2 separate regions of the Homo sapiens genome follow, and region 2 is linked to region 1. A link is a loop called in an ENCODE intact Hi-C map of the cell type or tissue named here. Cell type or tissue: OCI-LY7. All regions are shown on one strand. Links, peaks and the distances in the headings refer to the core of each region. The heading gives the core; the rest is flanking DNA. Region 1 overlaps NR5A2 (nuclear receptor subfamily 5 group A member 2). Region 2 has its middle 84 kb from the start of LINC00862.

The links. A loop is a pair of places that touch in the nucleus more often than their neighbours do. Peaks named below come from ENCODE experiments on the same cell type or tissue, not always from the same donor. Only the 100,000 strongest peaks of a DNase experiment are listed, where the experiment ranks them.
Region 2: a loop joins it to region 1, with 2.1 times the contacts of the local background. A loop is called at or near these places in 4 of 110 quality-filtered maps.

Annotation. Positions count from the first base shown.
Region 1 is chr1:200,152,634-200,157,032 of GRCh38, forward strand. The region is part of intron 7 of NR5A2 (nuclear receptor subfamily 5 group A member 2); the gene reads left to right. Among named protein-coding and RNA genes, the nearest start is that of NR5A2, 130 kb to the left of the region's middle. RefSeq lists an enhancer at 973-1,042. In OCI-LY7, for the core only: no CTCF peak of the experiment used is centred there; DNase peaks (open chromatin) are centred at 388, 888 and 1,718; H3K4me3 peaks cover 1,599 bases; H3K27ac peaks cover 2,582 bases.
Region 2 is chr1:200,287,929-200,292,327 of GRCh38, forward strand. No RefSeq gene overlaps it. Among named protein-coding and RNA genes, the nearest start is that of LINC00862, 84 kb to the right of the region's middle. In OCI-LY7, for the core only: CTCF peaks have their summits at 2,608 and 2,813; a DNase peak (open chromatin) is centred at 2,573.

The DNA of each region.
Region 1 (4,399 bases), core at 117-4,116:
TTTTAGGGGAAGGGAGGAATATTTAAATGATAAAATTTTCAAATATCCCATTTTTTTCATAGTTTTCCCAACTTTTGTGGATTTTTTTTCTATTTCGTTTTTCTATGCACCCAAAAATTATGTGAGAATTTTGCATTTGCCTTTGACATTCTAACAACAGAATGAACTGCCATTCAGCTATGGTCACTACATTGAGAGTTTAATGCTCCAAAAGGTATGCTCTGCAAGGACTGTGAAAAGATTAATTAGTCTTTGCTGGTTTCATCAGAGGATGCTGAGAAACTGGCAACAGGCTCTCTCCTGCACCACAGCCCAAGAGGAAGATCCTCTTTTCCCCAGCAAACCAGGTAGCAATGACATCTGCAAGGTTAGCCTTTCTATTTGCCAGTGTCCCTGACAATTAAAACAGTGAAAATAATTCATGCATTGCCAATCTTAATTACACTCTTGCTTTCGTTTATTCCTTTTGCTACTTTCCTGGCTGGTGTTTTGCATGTTACTTATATGCAGTAGTACTTATCTAAAGCCTACTTTAGAGTAGTTGTCCTTACAAGAAATGGAAGTCTAAGTAGAGTGGAATAGCATTTGGATGATTACAGATTCTCTGTGAATTCAGCTAACACTTTCCTCAAGGTAGCACTCATGCTCCTGTTAAAAGTACATTCTTTCCACATGCTTTTTTCACATAGTTAAAAAGAAATCCTTCCATGACATACTGAACCCTAATACCAAATAAGCTGGTGCTTCCCCTGAGCCACATAGGAGAATGTTGGCTCTGAGAATGTCGCAGCATCCCTGCACTGCTGTGATGTGCAGTCAACAGAGGGTACGAGCTCTGGCAGAAAACCCAGAACAGGATATTATGCACAGTAGGGGCTTTCCAACCCAGCTGTTCCAAGCCCTATAGGGTCAAAATGATGGGGAAATCCAGAATGACAGTAATTATGCCATCAACCTTACGGCTCCCTGCCAGAGAGGTTGCTGGTTAGACATCTATACATCTAGTAGCTGTTTAATACATTTTTTAAAACAGGTATAGTGAAAGAATGCATTTTAAGCAGGAATTGAAAATGTACTAAGAATGAGACAATAATGTATGAGCAAGTACTTACTTTGTTTCTTACTTTAGGTAAGAAAAAATAAAAGGAAGGAGGAAAGGTATGGAGGGGGAGATAGAGGGATGGAGGGAAAAGAAAAGGAAAGAGAAGTAGATAGAAAATCAAACACAGATGAAAGCAAAGACAATTATGATTATAATTATTTCATTCCCTAATCATGTAAGATTTGAATTTTCTAATTAAGAAAAAAGAACAAAATTAGTTCATATGTCAAAAAGAGGATTCTAAAATTGCACTGACATAAATGTTATTCTGTGATTCAGTTGCATTCTTAAATTGGTGTGTTATTTATGCAAATTATGGTAAGAAAAATAATTTTGGATATTTTTGTTTTACAAATATATTTTTCACTTTCACCACATTATTTCCAGAAGTATCTTTCCTTCCACAGGGGTTCCCTGTCTGCTCTTGCTTCCTCCAGCTCCTCAATATATGTACCTTTCAGGGTTGTTTCAGCAGTCCTGAAGTTGTGTGTGTGTGTAAGCATGATTAAGAGTACTTTTGTGGGAGTGTGCTATTGCCAGCCTCACAGATGGTGTTATTTCCTGTGTTAGACTTCCTACTTACTGATAGCTGGGCTCACACTTGACATCCTCTCTTAACTGCCTCTAGACCAAAACATGCAAAGTCTTGCAGTGTGGGAGGGAACCTGTGGCTGTGCATTGGGTTCAGTTGATAACAATAATCACCAGCCCTGATGAGTCACCAGAGAGCAATGGGGTGATACTCAAGTACCAGAGAGATGGTGGTGGTCTCTGGTGGCCCCACCACTGTCCACCACTTGCAAGTAGATAAACTGGTCATTAAAGGAGCTGTGGAGAGCCAGATGCAGTGGCACATGCCTGTAGCCCCAGCTACTGCAGAGGCTGAGGCAGGAGGAACACACAAGGCCAAGAGTTTGAATCTGACCTGGGCAACATAGTGAGACCCCTATCTTTAAAAATAAAGAAATAAGTAAATTTTTAAAAAGAAAGGCATTATGAGAGTTTCAGCAGAACATTTAGGAAGGGTCTTCTAGAGATAATGATGGACAAGTCAGTAAGCTGCTTGTTCACACACTAATGTCCAGTTCATGTTGACTGCTATCTACCCACGTCTTCTCTTCTGGCACCTGCCTTAGTGGCTGGAAGCTCTCTCAGAAGCTTAAAAAGATGCTTTTATTTTACCTACCCAACAAGGTTTCTACGCATTCCAGCCTCCAAGGAGGGGTGGTTCCCCTTTGTGAACTGAGATTTAGGAATATCTATGTTTACAACTCCGGGACTAAGATTCAATAAAGCTTCAGGAGGGTGGAAGTGCAGCTTGTGAGGGCAAAACTTTAGAATCCAGTGGACTTCTTAAGGTCATCTGAACAGTGAGAGTAAGTACTAGGCTCTTATCCCACTTCCACCACCAACCAATGCAGAAGTGGGATTAAGATTGATAATCCTGAGATAGCATTAAATGTTTTGATACAGGCATGCAATCCATAATAATCACATCAGATAAACAGTTGTTCTGTGCACACAATCTAACATTTATGCATTTTTTCTTTAAAAAACCTTTCTGCATCCAAATGGCACATTCATTAAGTTTAAAATGAAGCACAAAAGATAGAGATAAAATGAAGCAACTCTATAATTATATAAATTATAAATCTTACTGTAATAATTATACAGTAGACTTGGAGAAAGACAGGCCTTTCAAGAATTGGTTTTTAGAGATGTGTCTAATGCCTTAAAGAAGTGTTTGCTTTAAAATCTTGAAAAAGCCTCATGTAGAAGTGAGATGTTGTAAAGTCATCATTGGCTTTGGCCACTGCCAGGTCGACTACCAGTTTGCTATTTGTGATGTATTTCACTATTTTGGAACTTACAAAGCTATTCCTGATTTCCTTCTGTTAATGGAGGATTAATGACAATGCTGAATCCACAGATAATAATAAAAAAATTTTTTTTTTTTTTGGACAGTCTCACTCTGTCACCCAGGCTGGAGTGCAATGGTGCGATCTTGGCTCACTGCAACCTCCACCTTTTGGGTTCAAGCGATTCTCCTGCCTCAGCCTCCCAAGTAGCTGGGATTGCAGGTGCCAGCCACCATGCCCAGCTAATTTTTGTATTTTTAGTAGAGACGGGGTTCCGCCATGTTGGCCAGGCTGGTCTCGAACTCCTGACCTCAAGTGATCCACCCGCTTAGTCTCCCCAAGTGCTGGGATTACAGAGGTGAGCCACCGCGCCTGGCCCAAAAATCAAATTTTCAACAGTTACTTAAATCCACTACTTCCCAAGATGAAAGCTTTATTACCAACTGAAACTTAGAGAACTATGAGTGGTCGTGGGCTGCCTCTGAACTTGCTGTGGGTATATTTACTGAGCCACCATGGGGGTCATGTGAAGAGTCTAGGGTTTTGTTTTACATCCTTAACACTTCAGTTTTGAAAATCCCTATAAGACAGTAATAGTTCTATAGGGTAAACTCCAAAGAGGGCTTCTGTAGGGGGCATAGGAGTGGCACCCACAGTTGTGGGAACGTCAGCAAACCTGCATCCTCCCTCAGGGGAGAGGTCAGAGCAACTCAGAATATTATGACTACTGAAACAACTTTTTGACTTCACGATGCTGCAAAGCAATCCACATCCAGTAGAAACCATACTTCAAGTACCCATACAACCATTCTGGTTTTTCTGAGACGGAGTCTCACTCTGTCACCCAGGCTGGAGTGCAGTGGCGTGATCTCTGCTCACTGCAACTTCTGCCTCCCGGGTTCAAGCAATTCTCCTGCCTCAGCCTCCCAAGTAGCTGGGATTACAGGTGCCCCCCCACCACACCCGGCTAATTTTTGTATTTTTAGTAGAGAGGGTGTTTCACCATCTTGACCAGGCTGGTCTTGAACTCCTGACCTCGTGATCCACCCGCCTCGGCCTCCCAAAGTGCTGGGATTACAGGTGTGAGCCACCGCACCTGGCCCATTCTGTTTTTTAGTTTCAGTACAGTATTCAATAAATTACATGAGATACTCAACACTTTATTATAAAATAAGTTTTTGGTTAGATGATTTTGTCCAACTGTGGGCTAATGTAAGTATTCTGAGCACATTTAAGGCAGGCTAGGCTAAGCTATGATGTTCAGAAGGTTAGGTGTAGTAAATGAATTTGTGATAATATTTTCAACTTACGATGGGCTTATTGAGACATAACCCCATCGTAAGTTGGAGCATCTATATTGCCGACATCTTAACAGAGCCGCTCTCTGTATATGCTGACTGATACATTAGGCTTGGGATAAATCATATCTGACCTTTCC
Region 2 (4,399 bases), core at 234-4,233, 140 kb after region 1:
TCTCTAAAAACAAAACAACAAAAATGTTTGAATATATAGCATGACAATAAAATGAAATATTTTAAAACTAAGCTATTCTTAAAATTCAATGCAATCCTTGAAATTAATGTGTCTCCAGTAGTTAATCATTTGGTTCTGGAAATCTTTTTTTTTTTTAAGACACAGTCTCGCTCTGTCGCCCAGGCTGGAGTGCAGTGGTGTGATCTTGGCTCACTGCAAACTCTGCCTCCCGGGTTCAAGAGATTCTCCTTGATTCTGCCTCCCCTGCTCAAGCGATCCTCCCACCTTAGCCTCCTGAGTAGCCGGGACCACAGGCACATTCCACCACACCCAGCTAATTTTTTTAATTTTTTGTAGAAACAGGGTTTCATCATGTTGCCTAGGCTGGTTTTAAACTCCTGAGCTCAAGCAATCCACCCATCTCGGCCTCCCAAAGTGCTGGGATCACAGGTGTGAGCCACCGCGCCCTGCCTGGTTCTAAGAATCTTTAAAGGAATCTCCAGTACTCATTTGCCGTGGGTTTTCCTTGCTTATGATGAAACTCTTTTCAACTAAAAATGCAGTTGGACATGTTAGACTACATTGAACAATAATGTTGAGGAAATGTCTTTATTTCATTTCACCTTTCCTCTCCATAACACCATCCTATAGTGTTGGGTATTCCTATAATAATTTTCTATGATTATTTAGTATTATTATGTATTAAATTACTACTGGTTTATATTTAATAACATTTAATTCACGAGGGTATTCCAAAGTAAAGCAGGATGCTGGACAATGCTACATTGTACTGATCTGTCCCACAAAGGCCAAGATGTCTAGCTTCCTCTGTCCCTGCCCACTAAATGCCGGCAGCTCCTCATCACTGTGACAACCAAAAAATGCGCCCACAAATTTCCAAAATGCCCTTTTTTGGAACGCTCCCTTATCTAATTCATTCAAGCTTCCACAGGAGATAGTGAGCACCTGTGTTGTACCAGGAAAAAAAAAATCTAGTTAGACTCTTACTAGACACTCTGCATACCAAAATAAAGAGAAATGTTAATTGTAAAAATAAAAATAAATTAAAAGTGAAACTAAAATTTTATTTTATATAGATATGTTTTTTAATTTGTTATTTATTTATTTTTTTGAGATCAAGATACTCTGTCACCCAGGCTGGAGTGCAATGGCACGATCTCGGCTCACTGCAACCTCTGCCTCATGGGTTCAAGTGATTCTCCTGTCTCAGCCTCCTGAGTAGCTTGGGCTACAGGCACCCGCCACCACGCCTGGCTAATTTTTGTATTTTTAGTAGGGACAGGGTCCCACCATGTTGGCCTGGCTGGTCTCGAACTCCTGACCTCAGGTGATCTGCCCGTCTCAGCCTCCCAAAGTGCTGGGATAACAGGCATGAGCCACCGCGCCCAGCCAAAAGTGAAACTAAAATTTTAGGAAAAAAATGTATGAGAATATTTATCTAATGTCAGGTGGGGAATCCTTTCGAAACCCAAAATTTAGAAATCACAAAGGTAATGAATTAACTACAACACAAGTTTTAAAAGAAAAAGAAAAATCAATAAAAATATTTGTTATAAATATTCGTAAAGTGCCTTATATAGAGAGGGATTTTGCAAACTGATTAAAAGGAAAAGAAGTACAATAATGTGGCTGGGTGTGGTGGCTCATGCCTGTAATCCCAGCACTTTGGGAGGGTGAGGCGGGAGGATCGCTTGAGCTCAAGAGTTAGAGACCAATCTGAGAGCTCAGGAGTTAGAGACCAGTCTGGGCAACATAGCAAGACCTACGAGAGTAAACTAGGGAGATTAAGGCTGCAGTGAGCTGTGATTGCGCCACTGCACTCCAACCTGAGACCCTGCCTCAAAAAAAAAAAAAAAAAAAAAAAGCACTAGGCACAGCAATGCAAATGTACTTAATGCCGTTAAACTCTATACTTGAAAAACATGGAAAATAAGACACTAGTAGAAAAATAGGTCAGGGAGTAACAGCAGAAAACAGAAAATTCACATGAGACAAACATAGTTCCATCAATACATGTCGCCTCATTAGTAACTTAAAGAATACAAATTTAAAGTTTTCATTTTTTAATTGATAAAATTAGCAAAAAGAAATAATTTGAAATGATGATGCCCAAGTCATCACTTGGGTCTGAGAAGACAGAAATTCTCAACGTTGGTTTAAGAGAGTAACTTGGTACAATCTTTCCACCACACAATCTGGTAACACAGTGTACGAAGAGCCTTCAGATGCTCTTTGACCCTTTGATCCAGTGAGGAGCTCAGCTCTGGGAATCTCTATCAGTCAGACCTGCTTCCATCACAAGGGACAAAACCTCATTCACAGTAGTGTTGGCATAAAGGAGAGTTTACCAGCTCACACAACAGATCCCGCTAGATCCAGGGGTGCAAATAGTGGCAGTGGGACTGTATCTCTCTCTCCCTATTGCTCAGTTCTGCATGCCTCTGCTTGGCTTCATTTACATCAGTTCTCTCCACAGGCAGAAAGATGGCACCAACAGCCCCAGGGGATTCCATCCTCACAACAACTCTCGCAGAGAAAAAAGCACAGCTCTTTCACCCCCGTAGCAATCCCATCAAAAGGCCTCTGGGTGGCCTGACTCTGGTCACCTTCTGTGAACAGGAGAATGAAGTCACTCTGAGTAGCCAGCCTAAGTGGTGTGAAGTCTAGAATCATGTGCCATGATTATACTAGAATCATGGGGTAGGGAGGAGGGTAGAAGAACAAAGAAAGATGCAAGACAAATACATAAGCAGATCTTGTATAGAATACCTCCAAGGGAAATCATCGGAGTCAGGATGGCAACCTCTAGTTTGTCCTGGTTTCAGAACAAGAGCCAATCAAAAATCGCCTTACAGAATTTTACTGAATAGTCATACATATAGCTCAAAATGTTTCCAAATTTCAAAAAGTCCAAAATGATTCTTTCTGAGTGGTGACATTATGGATGGGTTTTATTTTCTCCTTCATATTTTCAAGTATTTTTCATATTGTCTTCAAAAAGCATTTATCTTTTTAAAAATCAAAGATAATATATCTTCCAAAATGACAACTGAAAACTATGTCTATGATATGTATAATCCAGAAAGGGAACTATTTTTAATAAAATACACCTCTTTATTCCTTTTCTGTGTTTTCTACAGTGTGCACACAGCATTGAAATAATGTGGGGAAAAACACAACAAAATAAAATTCTTTTAAAGATCCATTCCTGACTCCAGCGACTTTATTCTGCTCCTGTGGCTTCTGGTTGGAGACTTATTGGCCAGTATCCAGGGAATCACTGTCATGTCTTCTTTTATAATTGCAAATTTTACCACCAAAACACATTCCTGAAGTGTGTTTTACTGGTTCAAATTTGTGACATATACAGTAAGCAATGAACCAAAAATTATTTACAGAGGCAAACAGTAAATAGTTTCCCTATTTGCTAAGGAAGGGAGAATAATTGAGATCGTTTGTGGATTAAGCAGAAGTGTTACAATTTCCTGATGAAATAGGAGAAGAGGGATGCTTTAAATGTTTCATTAGGAGCCCAAGAGCTGCAAATGACAGCAGGATGCAAAAAGCCCTCAGCTCAAGAATTGGCACAGGGTTCTCAGTATCTTGAGTTTCTCTCCTGTCCCTTTCAGATCCAAAATAGGTAGGCCATGACTTCAGGTGGCACAGATGCAAATTCTTGAATACTTCTAATTCAGAATTCATTGAAAAAGCACGGAATTTTGGAACTAGATCCCGATATTCAGAACTTGATGAGTCAAGAAAATATTTCCCTCAAGGGGCTCTTGTCTTTGCCTGGAATGCCCCAAAACCCTAGGTTTCTTCTAAGCAGATAAACTCCTATTTATCTTTCAGTCCTGATAGTTTTTCAAATAGAAAGCCCACACATCAGACAGTTTTCACTAGGTTATGTTGCAATAACAACAATAACAAAAAACCCAAATCCAATGACTTACAACAACAAAGGTTCATTTCTTTATCATGTTACAGTAGTTCTCCCTTATCTGCAGTTTTGCTTTCCAGTTTCACCTACCTGCAGCCAACCACTGTCCAAAAATATTAAAAGAAAAATCCAAAACATAATTTATAAGTTTTTAATTTTGTGCCCTTCTGAGTGGCATGATGAAATCTCTTAGTAGCCATCTGGGTTATCAGATCAACTGTCGTGGTATCACAATGCTTCTGTTTATAGCATATATTTTTAAAAAATAGAAATAGAAATATCAAAGTAAAGATAAATGTGCATATTTTAATGTAATTAAGGACACTGGAATCATGCTATTTTACTAAGAGAAAACTCAATGTGTTCCAAATTTAATTCCTAAATAAATAAATCAATGAATTCATTCATTCAAACAGCATATTCTTACCCCTGAATTTA